2 separate regions of the Homo sapiens genome follow, and region 2 is linked to region 1. A link is an interaction called in ENCODE POLR2A ChIA-PET data of the cell type or tissue named here. Cell type or tissue: Panc1. All regions are shown on one strand. Each heading gives the region's core, and the rest is flanking DNA. Links, peaks and the distances in the headings are about the cores only. Region 1 overlaps LINC00501 (long intergenic non-protein coding RNA 501). Region 2 overlaps LOC107986053 (a long non-coding RNA gene).

Region 1 (12,559 bases), core at 2,760-10,759:
AATTACAGGTGTGCGCCACCACACTCGGCTAATTTTTGTATTTTTAGTAGAGATGGGGTTTCACCATATTGGCCTGGCTGGTCTTGAACTCCTGACTTCAGGTGCTCCAGCTGCCTCGGCCTCCCAAAGTGCTGGGATTACAAGTGTGAACCACCACACCTGGCTTACAAACAATCAAACTATACTCTTAAGTTACTTTATAATTTTTATTTAGAAAACTTTTTTCTTTTTTATAGAGATGGGGTCTTGCTATGCTGCCCAGGCTGGTCTCAAACTCCTGGGCTCAAGTGAACTGCCCCTCTAGGCCTCCCAAAGTGCTGGGATTACAGACGTGAGCCACTGCGCCTGGCCTGAGAGTTCACATTTTTTTTCAGAGTGCCTGATAGAGTGCTATAAAGTGCATTTGTACGTTGCTTTTCCATCCTCTCAAAATAATAGAAGATAAAGATCCAGGCTGGGTGCGGTGGCTCACGCCTGTAATCCCAGCACTTTGGGAGGCCAAGGAGGGTGGATCACTTGAGATCAGGAGTTCAAGACCAGCCTGGCCAAGATGGTGAAACCCCCGTCTCTACTAAAAATACAAAAAATTAGCCAGGCGTGGTGGTGGGTGCCTGTGATCCCAGCTACTCGGGAGGCTGAGGCAGAGAACTGCTTGAACCTGGGAGGCAGAGGTTGCAGTGAGCCAAGATTATGCCACTGCACTCCAGCCTGAGAGACAGAGCGAGACTCTGTCTCAAAAAAAAAAGAAAAAGATAAAAAAGATCCAAAAGTGAATGTGAAAAAATCATCCCAGCAATTAAGGACCTGATATACATTTGGCACATCAGCTCCTGACACCAAAGTGGGGGGTGGCAAGTGTGCTGTCTAGCCTAACTCAGGATTAGAATTAGAGCCTGAGATTCTTGAGAGAATGCCCTTACTGGTAAGGACTGGTAAGCTCTGTGCTGATGACTCAAAGGATGGGCTCTGTGAGTGTAAGAGATTGGACTTGGACCTGTAGCCAGGACGCAGTATTTTCTTATCTTTAACTTCCACAAAGCTCATGTTTATTCTTCTCTCACAAAAGCCAAGCCTAAAGTGCGCTGCTGAAGGAGTTGTTCCTCTTTGGACAGCTGTGTGTGCCCTATAAATGCCCTCCTCAGATGGAGAAGGAGGAGCTGTGTGCATAGCGCTGTGAGCTGGACTGGAAAGCATTTCTGCAGCCCAGTGATACATGCAGAACTACACCCTCGAGAGCCACGGTTCAGTGAAGGGCTAGGAGGGTCTTGCATTCTGGTCATTCATTCACCCGGAAAGGCTCAGCACTATCTCGTGAACCTAGTTTCTGGGAAGTCAGGCAACCTGCTTGCACGTACAACTTGGTAAATGATATACTCTAAGGGCTCATAAAAATTAATCCAGATGCATGCTACAAAGCTGATACCATGAAATCATGAGCAGAGACCTCCTTTCTACTTGAGTCCAGAAAGAGCCAGGCTTTGTGTTGGTCTACATAGTACCGAGAAGGAAAGAGACTCTACTACCACTTTTCATTGTTGAAACTGTCCATTCTCAGCTCCCCTGGAAAGGGCCCTCACACTCCTGCCGTAGACACGAAAAAGGTAATAGATGCCGTGGAAGTGGGAAAAGTTGCCTTTGGAGAGGTTTCCAGAATGTTTTCTAATTTGATTGTCTTTCCAAGTCCCTTCTTTCAATTTAATGAAATAATTATTTTGAAAATAATAATAGCTACCATTTACCAAAGACCTAATACGTACCAATTTATTTACACATGTTGTCTGTTTAATTCTTGCCATCATGTACCATGTTCTGTGGCCATATGCCCTGGGAATCAGAAAGAAGAACTTGCCAAGGTCACACAGCCAGGAAATGAGAGTCAATATTCAAGCCTAGATTTCAAAGGGTCAGTATTTAAACCGAGGTTTCTATTCAGACCTAGAAATGAGAGTCAGTATTCAAACCTGCTACCATGGCCCACACTTATATGAATTCTGCCTCATTAAGATAATGTCTGGGTCATTTTTACTTATTTACTCTGGAGGTAAAATGGACTGCAGTCATGTATGTTTCAAGTGGGAGAAAGTAAAAGGCTTACTTTTTTTCCTTTTTTTTTGTTGAGACGGAGTCTCACTCTTGTCACCCAGGCTGGAGTGCAGTGGCATGATCTCGGCTCACCGCAACCTCTGCCTCCCGGGTTCAAGTGATTCTCCTGCCTCAGCCTCCTGAGTAGCTGGGACTACAGGCACACACCACCATGCCTGGCTAATTTTTGTATTGTTAGTAGATACGGGGTTTCACCATACTGGTCAGGCTGGTCTCGAACTCCTGACCTCAGGTGATCCACCTGCCTTGGCCTCCCAAAGTGCTGGGATTATAGGCATGAGCCAACGTGCCCAGCCAATTTTTTTCCTTTCTTCCTTCCTAAGATTCTCTAGCTCTCTTCCATTGAGAGAGAGTACAGGCAAAGGTGCATGAAATAATTTTGCATCATTTTTTTTGTAAGCACTGCATCAAATATTTGATAGCAATTAGATAGCTAGGGGGCAACTTGATATTTTTAGAAATTGAAAATTTATTTTAGAAAAACAAAGAACGGTTAGGTATATATTAGGTAATTTGCATTTTAGTGTCTAGCATTTTTTTTTTTAAACCGCTTAAATGTTTTAAAAAATAATTCAAACTGGCCAGGCACGGTGGCTCACGCCTGTAATCCTAGAACTTTGGGAGGCTGAGGCGGGTGGATTGCCTGAGCTCAGGAGTTCGAGACCAGCCTGGGCAACAATGGTGAAACCCTGTCTCTACTAAAATACAAAAAATCAGCTGGGCGTGGCGGTGTGTGCCTGTAGTCCCAGCTACTCGGGAGGCTGCGGCAGGAGAATCGCTTGAAACCAGGAGGCGGAGGTTGCAGTGAGCCAAGATCATGCCACTGCACTCCAGCCTGGGCAACAGAGCGAGACTCCGTCTCAAAAAAAAAAAAAAAAAAAAAAAATTCAAACTATTTAGGAAAGTAAAAATGAAAAGTAAATGTGAATCACCTAAAATACCACCACCTAGACACTGCCACAGTTAACACCGAAGGGACTTGCCTCTTTCTATGCATGCACTCAAATAGTGATATTGTATAAAAATGTCATCATGGCCTAAGTACTGTTTCTCAATAAAAACTGTTGAATTCAGTAGAAGAAAAATAAAATGAAACATAACTGGAGGAATTGTTGGACTTCAAAAAAAAATGTTTCTCCTCCCCAAGAAATATTTCCTAAATTATCCCTCTAAAGTTATAAAAGAGGTTGTGAAGAACATTTAAAAGTATTTTCCAGCTGGGCGTGGTGGCTCACCCCTATAATCTCAGCACTTTGGGAAGTCGAGGCGGGCGGATCACCTGAAGTCAGGAGTTCAAGACCAGCCTGGCCAACATGGCGAAACCCCATTTCTACTAAAAATACAAAAATTAGCCAGGTGTGGTGGTGCATGCCTGTAATCCCAGCCACTCAGGAGGCTGAGGCAGGAGAATTGCTTGAACCTGGGAGGCGGAGGTTGCAGTGAGCCGAGATAGTGCCACTGCACTCCAGCCTGGGTGACAAAGTGAGACTGTGTCTCAAAAAAATAAAATAAAATAAAATAAAATAAATAATTTTAAAAATAAAAATATTTTCCCCTCAATTTTAGGTAGTATAAAGTGTGAACATTAATACTCTTCCATCTTCTCTTTGCCCGTCTTCACTGGCTGTTAGTTATATTATTTTCAAGTTATCCAGATTTACAGTGTTTACTTTCTGTAATCATAGTTTTCATTGTTTTAGTATAACTTCTTGGTTTAAGTGGAAGTGTTGTTCCCCACCAGTCTTTGTACCATAGCTTCTCTGATCTTTACTTTGATTCACCTTTTATTTGTTTAGATTTCATTGTCACATATTTTTTCAAGAAGGGCACTTCAGTGATATTCCTAGTTCTTTTATGTTTAAAACTATCTGTTATGGTCTTTATACTAGAAAGATGCCATGACTGAATCTGTGCTCCGGAGTCACAGTTTCTTTTCTTATTTATTATTATTATTATTTTTTTGAGACGGGGTCTTGCTTTGTTGCCCAGGCTGGAGTGCAGTGGTGCGATCTTGGCTCACTGCAGCCTCCGCCTCCCAGGTTCAAGTAATTCTCCCACCTCAGCCTCTTGAGTAGCTGGGATTACAGGCGCACCACCACACCCGGCTAATTTTTGTATTTTTAGTAGAAACGGGGTTTCACCACGTTGACCAGGCTGTTCCCGAGCTCCTGACCTTAGGTGATCCACCCTCCTCAGCCTCCCAAAGTGCTGTGATTACAGGCGTGAGCCACCGTGCCTGGCCACCGTTTCTTTTCATTAGAATTTGTGAATGTGTCTCTAGTTTCTGCCATTGTATGTTACTAGGAATACCTGGGAAGCCAGTCTGATTTTTTTTCACCTTTGTATATATGTGCTAGTCAGGGTTCTCCAGAGAAACAGAACCAATAGGATGTGCATGTGTGTGCCTCTGTGTGTAATTTATTATAAGGAATTGGCTTATGCAACTATGAAAGCTGAGAAATCTCAAGACCTGGAGGCAGCAAGCTGGAGTCCCAGGAGAGCCAGTCTGAGTCTGAATCTGGAGTCCCGAGAACCAAGAGAACTGATGGTTCTAATAGTTCGGTCTAAATGCTAGCATGCTTGACACCCAGGAAGAACCATTGTTTTAGACCAAGTCGCAAGGCTAGAAAAGCTCTTGTAACCAGGCAGAAAGAATTCTCTTTTCTTCAGCCTTTTTGTTCTAGTCATGTCTTCAGTTGATTATTTACATTGGGGAGTGCAATCTGCTTTACTCGGTCTATAAATTGAAATGTGAATCTCACCCAGAAACATTTTGACAGACACACCCAGAATAATGTTTGAGCAGATGTTTGGGCACCTCATGGCCCAGTCAAGTTGACACATAAAATTAACCATTACAGTGGGCGATGTGCTTTCCTGGACATCTAAAGAATTCTTTCTTTGTACTTGATGTTCAGTGGTTACTAACTAAGGTAGTTTCTATATTGAGCATTCTATATACAATTTTCTTGGAACCGATTTGCATATCCAGATTTTTTTCCTTCACTTGGGGTGAGAGTGTGGAAATTTTTCTACTATTGTATCTTTCACCACAGCTTCTGGTGCATTTGTAGTTTCTCTAGCACAGAGAAGCCAACGATTATTAGTTGGAATTTTGATCCTTTATTTTTCCTTAATTTATTAGCATTATTTTTATTCTACTTGAATTCATATTTTATGCTTTATGATTTTATATTCAGTGGTATCTATTCTTCCTTGCCATGTTCTAGCTTACTGATTAGTCCTATGATGATATAGTTTCAGTCACATCTTTTTAATCTCATTCTGTGGTTTTATCATCTTCTCTTTGAGCTCACACTTTATTGAATTAATAGTCTCATTAATGTATGTTATGGCATGAAGCAAATTTTAATAATTTCCTTGGGATCTTTTTTTTTTTTTTTTTTTTTTTTGAGACGAAGTTTTGCTGTTGTCCCCCAGGCTGGAGTGCAATGGCACAATCTCGGCTCACTGCAACCTTCACCTCCTGGGTTCAAGCGATTCTCCTGCCTCAGCCTCCTGAGTAGCTGGGATTACAGGCGCCTGCCACCACGCCCGGCTAATTTTTGTATTTTTAGTAGAGAAGGGGTTTCACCATATTGGCCAAGCTAGTCTCGAACTCCTGACCTCAGATGATCCACCCACCTCGGCCTCCCAAAGTGCTGGGATTATAGGCGTGAGCCACCGCATCCGGCCTCCTTCTGATCTTTAAGTTGATTTTTCTTCAAGGTCTTTTCTGTCATTCCCTTTTTCCTCCCTCCCTCCCTCCCTCCCTCTTTCTCTCTCTCTTCTTTCCTTGTTTCTTTTCCTATAGTATGTTTTCAGAGCTTCCATTACATTTATTTTCATTTTTTTCCTGCTTGGTCAATTCTGTTCAGACTTGACTCTGTTATGATGTGGAAGACTTCTTGACTTGATTCCCACTGTATTCAATGTGGTTTTCCCTTGGCCAAGGGTTTGAATCTCAGTACTTTTTCTTCTGTTTATTTTAAGAAGCTAATATGACTTTGGGGGAGCTGAACTGAGGGTTAATAGCTGAGTTAAACCAGCTCTCTCTTGCTCCTCTCAGATTGTTGTCTTCCTTTCCCTAATCATTGCTTTTGGAAACACAGCATTAGGTCACACCCTTTTTCTTGTTGAGTTGTCTTTGGTGGATCCATGCCTAGGAGTTCTTAAATCTATGTTTTGCTCACGTTTCATTTCCTTTCATGTTTTCAGAAGTCTTAACCCAGAAATAGGAATCGTATGAGAGGAAACTGAAGAATTTGACTTGCATTTAAGTTAAAACAACTTTAAAAAAATTCAGGAAGCACCATCTCAAGGAAACTGTATTATACAGGGAAAGAGAACTGGACTGAGCATCAGATAACCTTAAATCCTAGCCCCAGCTGTAGTATATATAGCTGAAACTATTGAAGAGATATATATATGTGTGTGTGTGTGTGTGTGTATATATATATATTCCTTCAAAGAAGTGACTTCTCAGTTGCAAAATGAGTATCTACCATGACTACTTCATAGAGCTATTGTAAGCGTCAAATTAAATAATTAAATGAAAGGACTTTGTAAATAGCAAAGTAATATTCAATATAAGGTGTTGTCATTATTTTATTATGATTGTTATTACTAAATCTTTCCTTGTAGAAGATCATCATAAAGATGGTTAGATGAGAAGTTCTTTTTTTTTTTTTTTTTGAGACAAGAGTCTTGCTCTGTCACCAGGCTGGAGTGCAGCGGTGCAATCTCGACTCACTGCAACCTTCACCTCCCAGATTCAAGCAATTCTCCTGCCTCAGCCTCCCGAGTAGCTGAGATTACAGGTGCCTGCCGCCGCGCCTGGCTAATTTTTGTATTTTTAGTAGAGACAGAGTTTCACCATGTTGGCCTCGTGATCCACCCACTTTGGCCTCCCAAAGTGTTGGGATTACAGGCGTGAGCCACTGTGCCCGGCAGAGAAGTTCTTAGGAAGGGGGTTTAACAAGGTGAGGGGCGTAGCTTTCTGATTAAGTTACAAGTTTTCCCAAGCATTTACATTTTCCCTGTCCCTAGTCTAATAGAGAGAGGGATTGTGCCTAGTTTGAAAAATGTTTTTAGCTTATTCTGTATTCATCTCTCATCTCCCTTGAGAATTAATAGGTTTAGACATTTATGCACCTAAAGACAGATGACTAAGTTTCTCATATAACTGTATGTTGTTGTACATGTTGGCTAAGTGCCCAAGTAATTCTTGCATTACAAAAGAGTTAATAGTATTAATCATACTTTAATATTTTTATGATTCATTTTGGATTTCAAGAGATTTGCACTGTTGTTTTTAATTTTGATTACGATTCTTTTCAAAACATAGGCATGAAAAATATTTTCTCTACTGACCTGAAAGAGAAGAAATATGGAAGCTTGGACCACAAGATTCAGTAGTGAAATTTGTTTATAATACTACTTAAAACTGAAGCATTCAAACAAAATGATTTATTTGCTTATGAGTTTTATTTTGAAAACAAAAACTAAATTTTTATTCAGTCTATATAGCATTACTGAATTTTGTAATCCTTCCATTTTAAATATGCATATTTTAAAAAAGCAATTGACACATGGGTCTAGGTGACATACCCTCATACATGCTAAGAATTAAAATAAGGCTGGGCGTGGTGGCTCACATCTGTAATTCCAGCACTTTGGGAGGCCAAGGCAGGTGGATTACAAGGTCAGGAGTTCGAGACCAGCCTTGCCAACATGGTGAAACCTCGTCTCTACTAAAAATACAAAAATTAGCCGGGCGTGGTGGCATGCACCTGTAATCCCAGCTACTTGGGAGGCTGAGGCAGGAGAATTGCTTAAACCTGGGAGATGGAGGTTGTAGTGAGCTGAGATCACACCACTGCACTCCAGCCTGGGGGACAGAGCAAGACCTCGTCTCAAAAAAAAGAAGAGTAAAATACAAAAGTAAAATACACTCATTGATATCATTGATTTTGCATTCCACTTCATTCATGCTTTTAAAATATTCTTGGTCTGGTAGAAGCAGTGCTTAATTGAAGAGTTTTAAAAAGAAACCATTTATATAGTGTCTATAATTTTAATTTTAGTTTATAAATTGATTATTCTGCTTTTGCATTCATTTAGCCTACTGTAATAAAAATTTTATAAAATAATTATTGCTGTGTAACTTTGAAACTCAATTACAGCTGCAGAAATGGAGTACTGAGATACCAAGTCGGGGAGCAAACAGTTGTAAATATCAGCTTGAGATGGAGTGCTGGTACAGAATGTAAGATTACATTTACATGTAGAAAATGGCAGTTTCAGTGTACACAGGTTTGGCTCTGCTGCCATCCTAAGTCATACCTGTGTTAATGAAATGGTCTTCTCAACTCAGCATTAGGCAAGACTTAAGTTTTTACCATAGAAACATTATTCCTACTGCTGTAGTTCAGCGAACCGTCCACTGAGATTTATAGCGAAGTTCTAAGGTATATTTTGGCTGTGTTTGTTTTTAGGACTCATGTTATTTTGAAATAAATTTATCATATTAGTTGGAAGTGTGTCTCTTCTAGATCTATTTTCTTTACTACTTATCAGCATAATCATTTCAAATCTCGGGTAGAGATTGAAAATTGAGCATTTGATTTCAATATACTATATGAAAGGCCATTACACAGAATTTACTGCACTGTTTTTGCACCATTAGCACAAAAAAAGAAAAAAAGGGTGAAAGAGGCCTCTTGAGAAGAATTAGATATTTCCATTTGGCAGTATATGCAGGGTGTGGTGTTTTTATTCACTAAAACTAATAAATTATTTTTATTTCAAATTCAGCCTATTTCCCGGGTTGTTTTCATGTATCACGAACACAAAAAATGGCCAATATATATTAAGGAATACCAGTGCTAACGTATCTTAGTGGAAATATCCGATCAAATACCCAATATTTCCTTTAATCTTGGGTAAAAAAGTTGATTTGTGGTTAAATTTGTCAAGATAGACACAGTGTGCTTTTCTGACTTTTTTTACTTCACTCTTATTCTGATTCAACAACTGATATTTTACATATGCTTACAACATTTTTCTATTCTCAATAGCATGGTGAAGTTAATTCTGAATAAAGACACCTAGAGTTTCATCACAGATCGATAACTTGTGTGTGACACTTAATCTTTATGTCCTCAATTCCCATCTGAGAAAGGAGAAATTCTGGGGTGGGGGTGGGTCACACAAAGGTTCTCCGAGAGCCACTCTTGGCTCAGGAACCACTCAGGGAAGCCTGGCCAAGTAAAAATCTAGGTTCTTCCACTCCCATTTTAGCCAAAGCAGTTTTACTTTTTTTATTTTTATTTTTTATTTTTTGAGACGGAGTTTTGCTTTATGACCGAGGCTGGATTGCAATGGATGTGAACTCAGCTCACTGCAGCCTCCGCCTCCCAGGTTCAAGCGATTCTCCTGCCTCAGCCTCCTGAGTAGCTGGGATTACAGGCATCCACCACCATGCCCAGCTAATGTTTTGTATTTTTAGTGGAGACAGAGTTTCACCATGTTGGCCAGGCTGGTCTTGAACTCCTGGCCTCAGGTGATCTGCCCACCTTGGCCTCCCAAAGTGCTGGGATTACAGGTGTGAGCCACTGCACCCAGCCAGCAGTTTTACTTTTATCTGTTTATTATATTCAACTTAACAATAAGGTTCTGTATATAGAAAAGGTTTGATTGAGAAAAAAAATAAAACCTTAAAACCCACTGTTCTGGTGATGTATTGCTGTGTGACGCATTTCTCCAAAACTTAGTGGCTAAAAAGAAAACTTAGTGGGTCATAATGGTTCTTTGGGCTGATTTGGCTTAGCTGGGTGGATATCCCCTGAGGTCTCTCCTAGAGTCGTAATCAGACAGTGAATGGGGCTGGAGTCATCTGAAGGCTCAACTGGGTTGAACATCCAAGATTACCTAATCACTTACAAGTTTGACACCTGGGCAATTCAAGATACTGGAGTCATGGAGATGAGTTAGAAGCCTTTTTCTCCCACCCCAAAATCCGCTTTACTGAGGTATAATTGACATACAACAAATTGCACATATTTAGAGTGCACATCTTGATAAGGTTTGCATATGTATGTACCCAAGTAACAATCATCACCAATATTAAGAAAATGAATACATCTATCACCCCCCAAAAGGTTTCCTTATGTTATTTTGTGATGCCTCCTCCTTCTCCCACCCCAGGCAACAACTTATCTGCCCCTTGTCACTAGAGATTAGATTGCATTTTCTAGAATTTTATATAAATGAAATTATATAGTAACTACGCTTTCTTTTTGATTTGGCTCATTTCAGTCAGCATAATTATTTTAAGATTCACCTATGTTGTTGCATGTGTCAACAATTCATTCCTTCTTATTGCTGAGTAGTATTTTGTTATATGGATGCACTTCACTTTGTTTACCCATTCATGTATTGATGGACATTTGGATTGATTCCAGTTTTTGGCTATTACAAATAAAGTTGTTATAAGAATCCATATGCTGGGCCGGGCGCAGTGGCTCACGCCTGTAATCCTAGCACTTTGGGAGGCCAAGGTGGGTGGATCATGAGGTCAGGAGATTGAGACCATCCTGACAAACACAGTGAAACCCCATCTCTACTAAAAATACAAAAAATTAGCCGGGTGTGGTGGCGGGTGCCTGTAGTCCCAGCTACTCAGGAGGCTAAGGCAGGGAGAATGGCGGGAACCCGGGAGGCCGAGCTTGCAGTGAGCCGTGATCATGCCACTGCACTCCATCCTGGGTGACAGAGTGAGACTCCGTCTCAAAAAATAAAAAATAAATCCATATGCAAAACATATGTTTTTATTTTTTATTTGTATGAACATGTGTTTTTAATTTTTATTTTTGGATATACCTAGGAATGGAATGGCTAAGTCAATGGTACATATATGTGGAACATTTTATGAATCTGTTGAATTACTTTTAAAGGTGTTTGTACAATTTTACATTCTAACCAGCACACACATTGGATTTTTTTTTTTTTTTTTTTGAGATGGAGTCTCGCTCTGTCGCCCAGGCCGGACTGCGGACTGCAGTGGCGCAATCTCGGCTCACTGCAAGCTCCGCTTCCCGGGTTCACGCCTCTCCTGCCTCAGCCTCCCGAGTAGCTGGGACTACAGGCGCCCGCTACCGCACCCGGCTAATTTTTTGTATTTTTAGTAGAGACGGGGTTTCACCTTGTTAGCCAGGATGGTCTCGATCTCCTGACCTCATGATCCACCCGCCTCGGCCTCCCAAAGTGCTGGGATTACAGGCGTGAGCCACCGCGCCCGGCCCACACATTGGATTTTGTCAAATGATCTTTCTACATTTATTGAGATGATCTTTTTGCTTATTTGTTAGTTAGTATGCTGAATTACATTGATTGATTTTCAAGTGTTAAACCAGCCTTGCATTCCTGAGATAAACTCCACTTGGTCATGAGGTATTATCTTTCTCATATATTTTTGGTTTCAATTGGTTAAATTTTTTTTTTTAATTTTGCTTATGAAGGAGTTTTGTCTGTAATTTTCTTTTCTTGTAATATTATTTTCTAATATTGATAATGGAGTAATTCTGGCCTCATAGAAGAAGTTGAGAAGCATTTCCTCCTTTTCAATTTTTGTAGAGACTTTGTGTTGAATTATTATTTCTTTCTTAAGTGTTTGGTAAACTTCACTCATGACGCCATCTGGGACTGGAGTTTTCTTGTTTGGAAGGTCTTTAACTACAAATTTAATTTGTTTATGAGATAATGGAATATTCAAGTTATTTTCTCTTAAGTAAGCTGTGATAGTTGGTGTCTTTCAAGGCATTTGTCCAGTTCATTTAAATTGTCAAATTTATTAGCATAAAATTGTTCAAATATTCATTTTAACCTCATTCCTGATATGGTAATTTCTTTCTTCTCTATTTCCTGATCAATTTTTCTAGATGTTTATCAATTTTATTGATTTTTTTAAAGGAACCAACTTTGGTTTCACTATTTTTTCTCCTTTCTTTTTTAAAAATCTCATTTATATCTATCTATCTATCTATATATTTTTTTTGAGATGGAATCTTGGTCTCTCGCCCAGACTGGAGTGCAGTGGCACCATCTTGGCTCACTGCAACCTCTGCCTCCCGGGTTCAAGTGATTCTCCTGCCTCAGCCTCCTGAGTAGCTGGGACTACAGGTGCATGCCACCATGCCCAGCTGATTTTTTGTGTTTTTAGTAGAGATGAGGTTTCACAGTGTTAGCCAGGATCATCTGGATCTTCTGACCTCATGATCCACCTGCCTCAGCCTCCCAAAGTGCTGGGATTACAGGCATGAGCCACCATGCCCGGCCTTATCTACTAAATCTATCATCTATGTGAATATTGGGTCAATTTTGATTGATTGATTTTTGTATTTATCATGGGTCATCCTTTCCTGCTTCTTTTCTTTCCTTAGAACTTTTGGTTGGA
Region 2 (12,559 bases), core at 2,698-10,697, 65 kb before region 1:
CACTATTGTTGAGCATTTAGGCTGGTTTTTCATTTTTTCCTACTATGAATGATGCTTCAATGAATATCCTGCCCGTACATTTTTGTGTACATACAAATTTCTGTAAGATAAAAAGCTAGAGCTGGGTTGAAGAGAATATGCATTTTAAGAACCACTGACAAATAGCCCTCAGAAAGAGGCACTGCCATCTATATTCTCACCATCACTGTAAGGGAAGGTCTATTTTTTTTTTTTTCTTTGAGACAAGAGTCCCGCTCTGTCACCCAGGCTGGAGTACAGTGGCGCGATCTCGGCTCACTGCAACCTCCGCCTCCTGGGTTCAAGCGATTCTCCCTGCCTCAGCCTCCCGAGTAGCTGGGACTATAGGTGTGCGCCACCACTCTGGCTAATTTTTGTATTTTTAGTAGAGACTGGGTTTCACTATGTTGGCCAGGCTGGTCTCGTACTTCTGACCTCGTGATCCACCTGCCTCGGCCTCCCAAAGTGCTGGGATTACAGGTGTGAGCCACCATGCCGGGCCTGGTATAATTCTGTATAGTGTTTCTTAGACTCCTATTAATCATTTTGATTTTTGCCATCTATCTCATCGCTGTTTTAATTTTTTTTTCTTATTACTGAGGTAAAAAATCTCTTTGTAAGCTAATTGGCCTTTGGTATTTCCTCTGCAGAGCATTGATTTTTGGGGTTTTTTTGTTGTTGTTGTTCTTTTCTTTTCTTTTTTTTTTTTTTTTTGAGATGGAGTCTCGCACTGTCGCCCAGGCTGGAGTGCAATGGCGCGATCTTGGCTCACTGAAACCTCTGCCTCCTGGATTCAAGCGATTCTCCTGCCTCAGCCTCCCAAATAGCTGGGATTACAGGCACCCACAACTACGCCCGGCTAATTTTTGCATTTCTAGTAGAGATGGGGTTTCACCATGTTGGCCAGGCTGGTCTCAAACTCACAACCTCAAGTGATCCGCCCGCCTCAACCTCCCAAAATGTTGGGATTACAGGCGTGAGCCACCATGCCCTGCCTTTTTTGGTCTTTTTTAATGTTTAGGGTTCCTTATGTATTGTGAACATTAATTCTTTTTTGTGTTGAACAAGTTGTAAATATATTCTCCCAGTATATCAATTGTCTTTCAACTTCGTGGTGTCTTCTGTCAAAGAGAAGCTTTAATATTCATATAGTGAAAAAATCACTCTTTTAGGCCAGGCACAGTGGCTCACGCCTGTAATCCCAGCACTTGCGGAGGCCGAGGCAGGCGGATCATGAGGTCAGGAGTTCAAGACCAGCCTGACCAACATGGTGAAACCCTGTCTCTACTAAAAATAGAAAAATTAGCTGGGCATGGTGGCCTGCACCTGTAATCCCAGCTACTGTGGAGGCTGAGGCGGGAGAATTACTTGAACCCGGGAGGTGGAGCTTGCAGTGAGCCAAGATGGCGCCACTGCATCCAGCCTGGGCAACAGAGTGAGACTCCATCTCAAAAAAAAAAAAAAATCACTCTTTTTTTCCCTATAGGTTTTATACTTTGTGTTGCTTAAGATGGGCTTCCCTAGCCTAAGGTTAATAATCATGCTTTTCTCTGTGTTAGAAAATACCTTTATAGGTTTCTTTTTATATTTGGCTCTTTACCCCATCTAAAATGTTTTGTTTGTACATGATGAGGTAATTTTCTTCATTCTGTATGTGTGTATGACAAACTACAAATTCTCCAGCTCATGAGCAGAAAGGTGGTATGGTAACAACTTTTCCCTGCAATTCTTTTTTTTTTTCCTTTTTTGAGACAGAGTCTCACTCTGTCGTTCAGGCTGGAGTGCAGTGGCATGATCTCGGCTCACTGTAACCTCTACCTCCTGGGTTCAAGCGATTCTCCTGACTCAGCCTTCCAAATAGCTGGAATTACAAGCACACGCCACTAATGCCTGGCTAATTTTTGTATTTTTAGTCGAGATGGGGTTTCACCATGTTGGCCAAGCTGGTCTTGAACTCCTGACCTCAAGCGATCTACCCATCTTGGCCTCCTGAAGTGCTGGGATTCCAGGCGTGAGCCACTGCACCCAGCTTTCCCTGCACATTTTAAATTATCCCTCCCTCTCCTCTCTCTTTGTCTCCTACACTGAAGGCAACACTGGTCAATGTGTGACACACTTCAATAGGCCTTTCTAATGTTATGAATAATCCCAGCACCTACGAAATATCCATTTCTCTCTTTCTGTAGAAGCCACCATTAGGGCTTACCCATGTCTAGTTCTCCTCTCATCCTAGGGCACATGGAAGACTGCACTTCTCAGATCCCATGCTTAGTTAGTTGTGACTAATTCTGGCCAGTAACTTCTGAGAGGAAACAGTGCATCATTGACATATCATTTCAGGCTGAGGAGTGGAGCCCCACCTGATCTTACAGTTTCTTTTCTGAACTCTTGCCTTGGGACAATGGCGCCTGTGTATCAAGACACTGTAAGGAGGGCAGGTGACCTGCTGACCTGCTCAGATGACTTGGTGTAAGTGAGAAATAAACTCTTTTGTGCTAAGCCACCAACATATTTTGCTTGTTTGTTACCATATCAGAAGGCAAATGAGTAAAGTATGACACTATTTCCCAGTCAACCTTGATTCTGCTATTTTATTTTTTGGTCGACAGTTTACAAACTTTAATCCTTTATCATTTGAAACAAGTCATTAGCAAAGTATCTTGCAACTGATCTGAGAAATACCAATATCATTTATCCATTATTTAGCGATGTTAATTGTGCATAAACCCAGAACCAGGCTCTGTGAATAAGACGTGAGTACGAGAGACCTGGCCTGTCTCCTCATGGAACTTGGCAGGGATCTCACAGAGAAGGCTGTGCAGGGAGTGGTTAAGGGTGTGGCTTTGGAGTCAGATGCTCTACATTTGAATCTTGGCTCTGCCTCTTACTGGCTGAGTAAATTTAGGCAAGTCAATTAACCTCTCAGTGCTTCATTTCCTAATCAATACAATTAAGAGTACATGAGGTGATGCATGTGAAATATTTACCACGGGGCTTGACAAGCAATAAGCACTAAACAAGTGCTAGTTATTATCACTATTGCAACCACGGGACTAGAATACACCCAGGTGTGTTAGGGGTAGATAGAACTATACTCCAAAAACATAAAGCCAATGTTACCGCATCACAGTCCCAGCCTAGTAATTCACCTCATGCTTCAGCATGGTATCCTCACCATTAGAAAACTAGCAAAATAGTTCTAAGGCAGTAAGAAGCAGGTATTATAAAAAGCACCTTGTGCTGTCATTCCTCTCTCTCTCTCTCTCTCTCTCTCTCTCTCTCTATATATATATATATATATATATATATTTTTTTTTTTTTTTTTTTGAGGTGGAGTCTTGCTCTGTTGTCCAGGCTGGAGTGCAGTGGCAGGATCTCAGCTCACTGCAACCTCTGCTCCCAGGTTCAAGCGATTCTCCTGCCTCAGCCTCCCAAGTGGCTGGGATTACAGGCATGCACCACCACGCCCATCTGGCTTTTGTATTTTTAGTAGAGACGGGGTTTCACCATGTTGGCCATGCTGGTCTCGAACTCCTGAACTCAGGTGATCTGCCTGTCTCGGCCTCTCAAAGTTCTGGGATTACAGGCATGAGCCACTGCGCCTGGCCCATTCCTATATTTTTAATGTTTTAACTTTTAGTATTCCAGGGCTCTGACTTAATGAAAGATATTCTATTTTTAGATAGCCTTTAAAAAATGACATCTAGATCATGGCCTCTGAAATTCTTAGTATGTGTGTATATATATATATATTTGAGACGGAGTCTCGCTCTGTCACCCAGGCTGGAGTGCCGTGGTGTGATCTCGGCTCACTGCAACCTCCACCCCCTGGGTTCAAGCAAGTCTCTTGCCTCAGCCTCCCAAGTAGCTGGGATTACAGGTGCCCGCTACCACACCCAGCTAATTTTTGTATTTTTAGTGGAGATGGGCTTTCGCCCTGTTGGCCAGGCTGGTCTCGAACTCCTGACCTCAGGTCATCCACTTGCCTCGGCCTCCCAAAGTGCTGGGATTACAGGCGTGAGCCACCATGCCCGGCCAGTATATGAATATAATAAGAACTTTGTATATTTAGTTTGGGGCTAAATATTGCATATATACGTATGTACTTAAACTCGTATAGATATACACATATCTAAATGGAGCACTTTCTATAGAGAGAGCCAGATTTGTTTTGAACCCTGAACTTTACATGTTGCTGTTACCCAAGATCACAGAACTAGTCAGTAGCAGAGACAAGATTAGAATCATAAAATGAGCAAATGTTCTTTCCATCACAACCCTGTCTCATAGAAGAAATAACCACCTTTGACTTACTAGGGCTGCAGTCAAATTGGAAAATATAGTAATATATTGCACAGGCACACATTTTTATTGCTAGACCGTATAACCTTATCTTCAATGGAGGTTTCAATATTTTCTCAGTAATTACAAACCACTTCCTTTGTGTACCACTATAGCTAAATTATTAATAAGCACAGTAGACAGCAAGATCTTTGGTAGAGCTGTAGATCTAATATTGGGTCAATTACAGAATCTCACTCCTTTCCTCTTACAAAAAACTGTTATACCTTTTTATTATTGTATCCCTTTGTACCATGTCCTCTGAAACCACTAATCAAATCCCTAAGGGAAAGAAAAATGAACATGTATTATGATATTCACATTTATATGCTAGGAAGAGTCTTCACATAAGCACAGACATTCAACAAATACACCGTCAATTCAAATATAGACATGGTGCATAATTTTATTTCAGCTTTATGAAACCCTCAAGAGCTCACAGAAAAGCATGTAAAGCATGTAACCTTCTCATCATCTTTATTCTTGTTTGGGTTGGTATTTGGTTCAACAAAGAATCAATGAACTGTAACAAATTGCCAAAACCAAAAAAACCTCTGGTTTTATATGTGAATGTGTTGTGTGTATGAGTTGATTATTTGTTGTGAAAATATGTGAAATATGATTAGAAAACTTTTGAAAAAATTCCTATGATCTCAATTACCCAGAGAAACCCACTGTCAATATTTTGATGTATATACTTCAGAAATTTTTTCTCTGTGTGTATATGTAATGTGACTATATTTTCATGCTAAAAGTGTACATCTGTATCATCATTCTTAAAGGCTACATATTTTTCCTTTGTATCATAACTATGTACTATAATTTATATATTCAATATCCTATTGTTGGTCAATTAAGTTGTTTCCAATTTTCACTACCATAAATACCCCAGTGGAATTGCTGAGTCAGATTCTTCAGAATAGGCTATCAGGACTATTCAAGGTAAAGGCATGTAAGTAGGTCCTCTGTATTTCTTATTTTTTAAATTATTTATTTATTTATTTATTTTGAGACGGGGTCTCGCTCTGTCGCCCAGGCTGGAGTGCAGTGGCACAATCTTGGCTCACTGAAATCTCTGCCTCCCAGGTTCAAGCCATTCTCCTGCCTCAGCCTCCTGAGTAGCTGGGACTACAGGCGCCCGCCGCCACGCCCGGCTAATTTTTGTATTTTTAGTAGAGACGGGGTTTCACCATGTTGGCCAAGATGGTATCGATCTCTTGACCTCGTGATCCACTTCCCTCAGCTTCTCAAAGTGCTGGGATTGCAGGCGTGAGCCACCGCCCGCATCAGGTCCTCTGTTTCTTAGTGTTCAGCCCGTGGACCCTTCATTCCTCTCTCCCTCGAGTATGGTCATGTTGAAGGAACATGGATAAGGGAATCCACGGCATATGGATACTTGGATTCCAACCTCAATTCTGATTACTAATTAATTTTGTGAAAGCCATTTCCGGTCATTTGCCCTGTAGAGTGGAAGAACTGAACTAAAATGGAGGTGCAACAGGTCAGATGATCATCAGAATTACCAGAGAAATTTCATATATGTTCCTGGGTCATGACTTACAACTTTTGAATCTAAATCTCCTCAGTAGCACTTGAGACTCTGCATTTTCAAAAACTCACTGAGTGCTTCCAAATGCATTTCAGGTGGGGACCCACTAACCCCGGTTGCACCAAGGCCTCTCCTGCTGGAGCTCATTCATCTTTTATGCTCCCTTCTCCATTCGCCTAAATCCCCTATAGTCTTCCCTGCGGTCCAGGAAGGTTGTGTTTAATAGTACAGGAAAAACCGTGCTCATGCCTGTAATCCCAGCACTTTGGGAGGCTGAGGCGGGTGGATCACAAGGTCAGGAGTTCAAGATCAGCCTGACCAACATGATGAAAACCCTTCTTTACTAAAATGAAAATACAAAAGTTAGCTGGGCGTGGTGGTGCATGCCTGTAATCTCAGCTACTCAAGAGGCTGAGGCAGGAGAATTGCTTGAACCCGGGAGGCAGAGGTTGCAGTGAGCCAAGATCGCGCCACTGCACTCCAGCCTGGGTGACAGAGAGAGACTCAGTCTAAAAAAAAAAAAAAAAGTACAGGAAAAACATTCAAAAACAATACATTAATTAAAAACAAAACTCTTGGCCAGGAGCGGTGGCTCACGCCTGTAATCCCAGCACTTTGGGAGGCCAAGGCGGATGGATCACCTGAGGTCAGGAGTTCAGACTAGCCTGGCCAACATGGTGAAACCCTCTCTCTATTAAAAATACAAAAAAATTAGCCGGGCATGGTGGCGCATGATTGTAATCCCTGCTACTTGGGAGGCTGAGGCAGGAGAATCGCTTGAACCCAAGAGGCAGAGGTTGCAGTGAGCGGAGAGTGCGCCATTGCACTCCAGCCCAGGCAACAAGAGTGAAACTCCATCTCAAAAACCCCAAACTCTTGCCTGTAATCCCAGCACTTTGGGAGGCTGAGGCGGGCGGATCACCTGAGATCAGGAGTTTAAGACCAGCCTGGCCAACGTGGTGAAACCCCCTCTCTACTAAAAATACAAAAAAATTAGCAGGGCATCGTGGGGCATGCTGTAATCCCAGCTAATCAGGAGGCTGAGGCAGGAGAATCGCTTGAACCTGGGAGGCAGGGGCTGCAGTGAGCCGAGATGCTGCCACGGCACTCCAGCCTGGGCAACAGAGCAAGACTGTCCCCAAAAAATAAATAAATAAATACAAACTCTTGAACCATTTTTAAGAAGCAATTAAAACCAAGATAATAAAATAGTCTTTCTGCTACTTGTTGATTTACCTGTCGTCCAATTTAATAAAGTGTTGGTTTTAAAAATTACATTTTATTCTTTTTCAAAGTCTGATTGAAATGTTTCTTGTTGTTCAAGCAGATGCCACAGGACAAATGGCAAATAAGCTGCCTAGATTACAATTGAAAAGTTCAAAGTAACTTGCAGTTCCTAAAATCTATGATTTTATTTCAGATAGTCTTATAGATGTTAGAAAAATGCACACACAATTGGCAGGTCTAACTCTCTATGGGGAACATACTAACATAAAAGGCTTATTAAAATGCAGCTGTTTTTTGGAAAGTGACATATAATACACTGATTCAAAGGTACAGCCAGTCAACCAATACTAATTTAGAACACAAGGTTTATCTAAGATCTCTGCTTTCGAGTGTCAGTTCAGTGGAGCTAGGCTTAGAAAGCATATGTAGTATTTTCATTTTATATTCTTAAATAAGTGCAGATAAGATATTCCTAACTCTCTTCAGTTCCTTATTAGCCTTTTTTTTTTTTCTTTTTTGAGATGGAGTCTCATTCTGTAGCCCAGGCTGGAGTGCAATGGTGTGATCTCGGCTCACTGCAACTTCCACCTCCCGGGTTTCAAGTGATTCTCCTGCCTCAGCCTCCCAAGTAGCTGGGATTACAGGTGTGCACCACCATTGCCTGGCTAATTTTTTATTTTCAGTGGAGACAGGGTTTCGCCATGTTGGCCAGGCTGGTCTCAAACTCTTGGCCTCAAGTGATCCACCCGCCTCAGCCTCCTAAAGTATTGGGATTACAGGCCTGAGCCACCACGCCCGGCCCCTTATTAATCTTTACAACTCCATGGAAAAAGACTAAAGTCAGTGATTCAGAGTGGAAACTTAGAATCTATGCCTAATTTTAAAAATAAATAGTAATGGAATTTAATTTTCTTTATGGCTATCATAAATTGAAGATTATATCTTTTTTTTTTTTTTTGAGACAGAGTCTCACTCTGTCGCCAGGCTGGAGTGCAGTGGCGTGATCTTGGCTCACCGCAACCTCTGCCCTCCTGGGTTCAAGTGATTCTCCTGCCTCAGCCTCCCGAGTATCTGGGACTACAGGTGCGTGCCACCATGCCCGGCTAATTTTTGTATTTTTAGTAGAGACGGGGTTTCACCATGTTGGCCAGGATGGTCTCAATTTCTTGACCTCATGATCCACCGGCCTTGGCCTCCCAGAGTGCTGGGATTACAGGCATGAGCCACCACGCCCGGCCAGATTATACCTATTAATGCTTAAAGGACAAAAGGAGACAACAAGGATTTGAGACCAGAAAACATATTACCTTAAGTGAAACAAGCTTTATTATTTCAATTTATCAATTAAGACATGTTTAATCATGAGATTCTAACAAAAATCTGAGCCCTTGATTCAGAGATCATACTACCATGATAATATCTGCATTTTCAGTGGATACTTAACAATGTAAATGAATTAACACTTTCTATCAAATATCAGCCCTGTAATGGATGATTATTCTTACACAGTATTCTCTTCTGCACTCTCATTCTAATTTGTATCATCTGATGCAATAAACTCTTTGGCCCAGAATTAGTAATACAATAAAATCAAGCCATTTTAGAAGGCTCTTAAGGTGCTGAGTTGTTTTCTAGGTTGTACTTTACTTAAAACGTGATATTCCAGAACAGAGGTGCCAAAGGTTGCTGTTGCTGAGAGTCATTTATCTATAGCCTCAATAACAAAGCTAGTGTTAGATATGAAATCATTCATAATACTTCTCAGCAAAGAAAGTATACTCGAGGGCTCCAATTTAAGCCCTTATAGCAAAAAGAAACCGAAACCTAGAATTGGAATTGTCTTGATAGCCTCAATTTACTATTTGAGGGGTTGGAGTGGAAGAGATAGGATTTAATTCTCTTTCCACAGGGAAAGAGAAAACTGTCATGAAGTTAAAAAGTCATAGACCAAAAGTTCTTCCCCTTTCGTGAGGGGAAACTACCGTAATTCCCCCAAAGTGCAGAGACCTTCCTTCTCAAGTGAATGGAGCAGACAGAAACCATGCCAGCTTTGTTCCTTTCTCCTGGAATCCTAGGGGTGTGGAAGAAGTGGTGTGGTAGTAATTGTGTGGTTTTTTTTTTTTTGGTATGTCTTTGAGAAAAGGACCCTTGAAATATAGTGAGTCAGCCAGGCATGGTGGCTCACGCCTGTAATCCCAGCACTTTGGGAGGCCAAGGCAGGAGGATCACTTGAGGTCAGGAGTTTGAGACCAGCCTAGCCAACATGGTGAACCCCGTCTTTACTAAAAATACAAAAATTAGCTGGGTTTGGTGGCACGTGCCTGTAATCCCAGCTCTGTCTAGGTTCAGTCCTCCTGGGTTAAAGTGATTCTCCTGCCTCAGCCTCCACAGCAGCTGCGATTACAGGTGCCCATCACCGTGCCCGGCTAATTTTTGTACTTTTAGTAGAGACAGGGTTCACCATGTTGGCTAGGCTGGTCTCGAACTCCTGACCTCAAGTGATCCTCCTGCCTTGGCCTCCCAAAGTGCTGGGATTACAGGCGTGAGCCACCATGCCCAGTCTTTTGTTTCTTTTGAGACAGGGTCTCACTCTGTTGTCCAGGCTGGAGTGCAGTGGCACAATCATAGCTCACTGCAGCCTCGGCCTCTCGGGCTCAGGTGATTCTTCCACCTAGCCTCTCAAGCAGCTAGGACAACAGGCATACATCACTACGCCAGCTAATTTTTTTTTATTTTTTGTACAGATGAGGTTTTGCCATGAGTGCTCAAGCAATCTACCTGCCTTAGCCTCCCAAAGTGGTGGGATTACAGGCATAAGCCACCATGTCCAGCCCAAAGCTAGTTTTAAATACGTAGTAATACCACTCATCGAGCTGCTTGGTGATGAAGCCCCATTAAAATGACTCCTAGGCTCCAATTTAAACTCAGATAACAGAGAAACCTCAGATTGGAATTAGGGGAGGTGGAAGCTCTGCTCTGTGCAGTCACTTAAGAGACCTTCTTTCCGAAGTCTTTGCAATACCCAGGAAGTCAGAGCCCTCCAGCACAGCCTCAGATAAGGGACAAAAGAGAGTGGATGTAGAAAGCACACCTGTCAACTGCCATGGCCCACAAGTGCCTCCCATCGCCCTGCTCACAACGCACTGGAGAGAGAGCTCTCTATGGTCCCTTCCTAGATTCAAGGCACATGGGCTATGCAAGCCAGCAGTGTGCCCAGGAGGGCAAGAACATGGCAAATGGGAAGCAGCTAGCCAATCTCAGAAATTCTCAGTAAATATTTGTTAGATTAAATGAACTACTTCTTATGTATTATTATAATTTTTTTTTTGAGACAGAGTCGTGCTTTGTCGCCCAGGCTGGAGTGCAATGGCACAATCTCCGCTCACCACAACCTCCGCTTCCTGGGTTCAAGCGATTCTCCTGCCTCAGCCTCCCAAGTAGCTGGGATCACAGGCATGTGCCACTACACCTGGCTAATTTTTTTGTATTTTTAGTAGAGATGGTGTTTCACCATGTTGGCCAGGCTGGTCTCGAACTCCTGACCTTGTGAACCGCCTGCCTTGGCCTCCCAAATTACTGGGATTACAGGCGTGAGCCACCGGGCCTGGCCCTAAATGAACTACTTCTTTCTGACTTCTGTATATTGAAATGAATCATCCTAGACCTTACACTTAGACCTTGCTAAAGCTGTGGTAATAGCTCCCTGTTTATAGCTCCCGGAAAACATCTGTATGTAACAAGAAAGTCTTGGTGACACAATTCCTTAACCCAAGACAATGGATTGAGGATGGTGAGAAGGGAGTAGACCTGACCTATACCCTCTGAAGTGGCATTTATATATGCAGTACTTGACTATTGTGACTACTAATATATTTTTACCTCTCCGGGAACAGCAACTCCCATGAAGTGTGTATTATTTATTTAACACTTATGTAGCGCTTGTCCTCTTGCAGGAAATCTTCAAAGCATTTTACTAATGTGAAATGGTTGAATTCTCATAAGCCTATGAGGCACCGTTTAGCTCCATATTGTAGTCGGGAAAACTGAGGCACAGAGAAAACAGGAAACTGCCTAAGAATAATAGCTCATAAACAATGGGGCAGAGTTTCAAAACCAGAGAGTTGGGTTCCAAAGACTGAGCTCGTAACCACCATACCATGCTATCTGTCCTCATGTAAGCCTCTCCCTCTCTTTTGCCACGCTTGAGTTTGCACTCCGGGATATCATATACACAAGTACGGGTTTGGCTAACATTTTTATAGAGCCACTGCTCTTTCATATTGTTTCTAGTTGGCAGTTACAAATAGAAATGGAGCCTGATGGCCAGGCACGTTGGCTCACACTTGCAATCTCAGCACTATGGGAGGCCAAGGTGGGCAGATTACTTGAGGTCAGGAGTTCGAGACCAGCCTGGGCAATATGGTGAAGCCCCGTCTCTACTAAAAATACAAAAATTAGCTGGGAGTAGTGGTGCATGCCTGTAATCCCAGCTACTTGGGAGGCTGAGGCAGGAGGATGGCTTGAACCCGAGAGGCAGAGGTTGCAGTGAGCCGAGATTGTGCCACTGCCCTCCAGCCTGGGCGACAGAGCAAGACACCATGTCAAAAAAGAAAGACAGAAAGAAAGAAAGAAAGAAAGAAGGAGAGAACGAGAGAAAGAAAGGAAAAAAGGAAGAAAGAAAGAAAGAGAAATGGAGCCTTATAAACATACATTTCAGGCTCAACAATCAAATTCCAGAAATCGGCCGGGCGCGGTTGCTCACGCCTGTAATCCTAGCATTTTGGGAGGCCGAGACTGTAGATCGCCTGAGGTCAGGAGTTTGAGACCAGCCTGGCCAACATAGTGAAACTTCATCTCTACTAAAAATACAAAAAAATAGCTGGGCGTGTTGTCGGGCACCTGTAATCCCAGCTACTTGGGAGGCTGAGGCAGGAGAATTGCTTGAACCCGGGAGGCGGAGGTTGCCATGAGCTGAGATCGCGCCACTGCACTCCAGCCTGGGCAACAAGAGTGAAACACCGTCTCAAAAAAAAAAAATTCCGGAAATTCTTAATACATTTCCCAATTCATGTTATGTCATCAGACTTAAACAATGAAGAGAATTCCAGGCTCTAAGAACAAGCCTTTTATCCTTACCTTACAAATTATATTTCATTCATTCATTTATTCATTTTATTCAACCAATATTTATTAAATCCCCTCATAAGCCATAAGAGACAATTGTGAGCAAAATAGACGTTGTCCATCCTGTCATGAGCCTTGTGGCCATACTTGAATCAAATATGCTTACAAATGCACAGAAAATTACGACTGTAAAAGTTCTGTGAAAAAGTGTAATCATATAAATTTGCATGATGGGGAATGCAAATAAGTCTGAAGAGGCTTACTTCCCTAAAAATGTGACATTTGAGTAGGAGTTAAATA

The links. ChIA-PET counts read pairs that join two places held together with the same protein. Peaks named below come from ENCODE experiments on the same cell type or tissue, not always from the same donor. Only the 100,000 strongest peaks of a DNase experiment are listed, where the experiment ranks them.
Region 2: POLR2A ChIA-PET joins it to region 1 with 5 read pairs; 4 of 35 experiments call an interaction of 5 or more read pairs at or near these places.

What each region holds. Positions count from the first base shown.
Region 1 is chr3:177,299,160-177,311,718 of GRCh38, forward strand. All of the region lies in intron 1 of LINC00501 (long intergenic non-protein coding RNA 501), which reads left to right. Among named protein-coding and RNA genes, the nearest start is that of LINC00501, 11 kb to the left of the region's middle. RefSeq lists an enhancer at 1,025-1,114 and a silencer at 6,209-6,409. In Panc1, for the core only: no CTCF peak of the experiment used is centred there; no DNase peak of the experiment used is centred there; H3K27ac peaks cover 4,022 bases.
Region 2 is chr3:177,234,569-177,247,127 of GRCh38, forward strand. The region is part of intron 2 of LOC107986053 (a long non-coding RNA gene); the gene reads left to right. Among named protein-coding and RNA genes, the nearest start is that of TBL1XR1, 43 kb to the left of the region's middle. In Panc1, for the core only: no CTCF peak of the experiment used is centred there; no DNase peak of the experiment used is centred there; H3K27ac peaks cover 1,664 bases.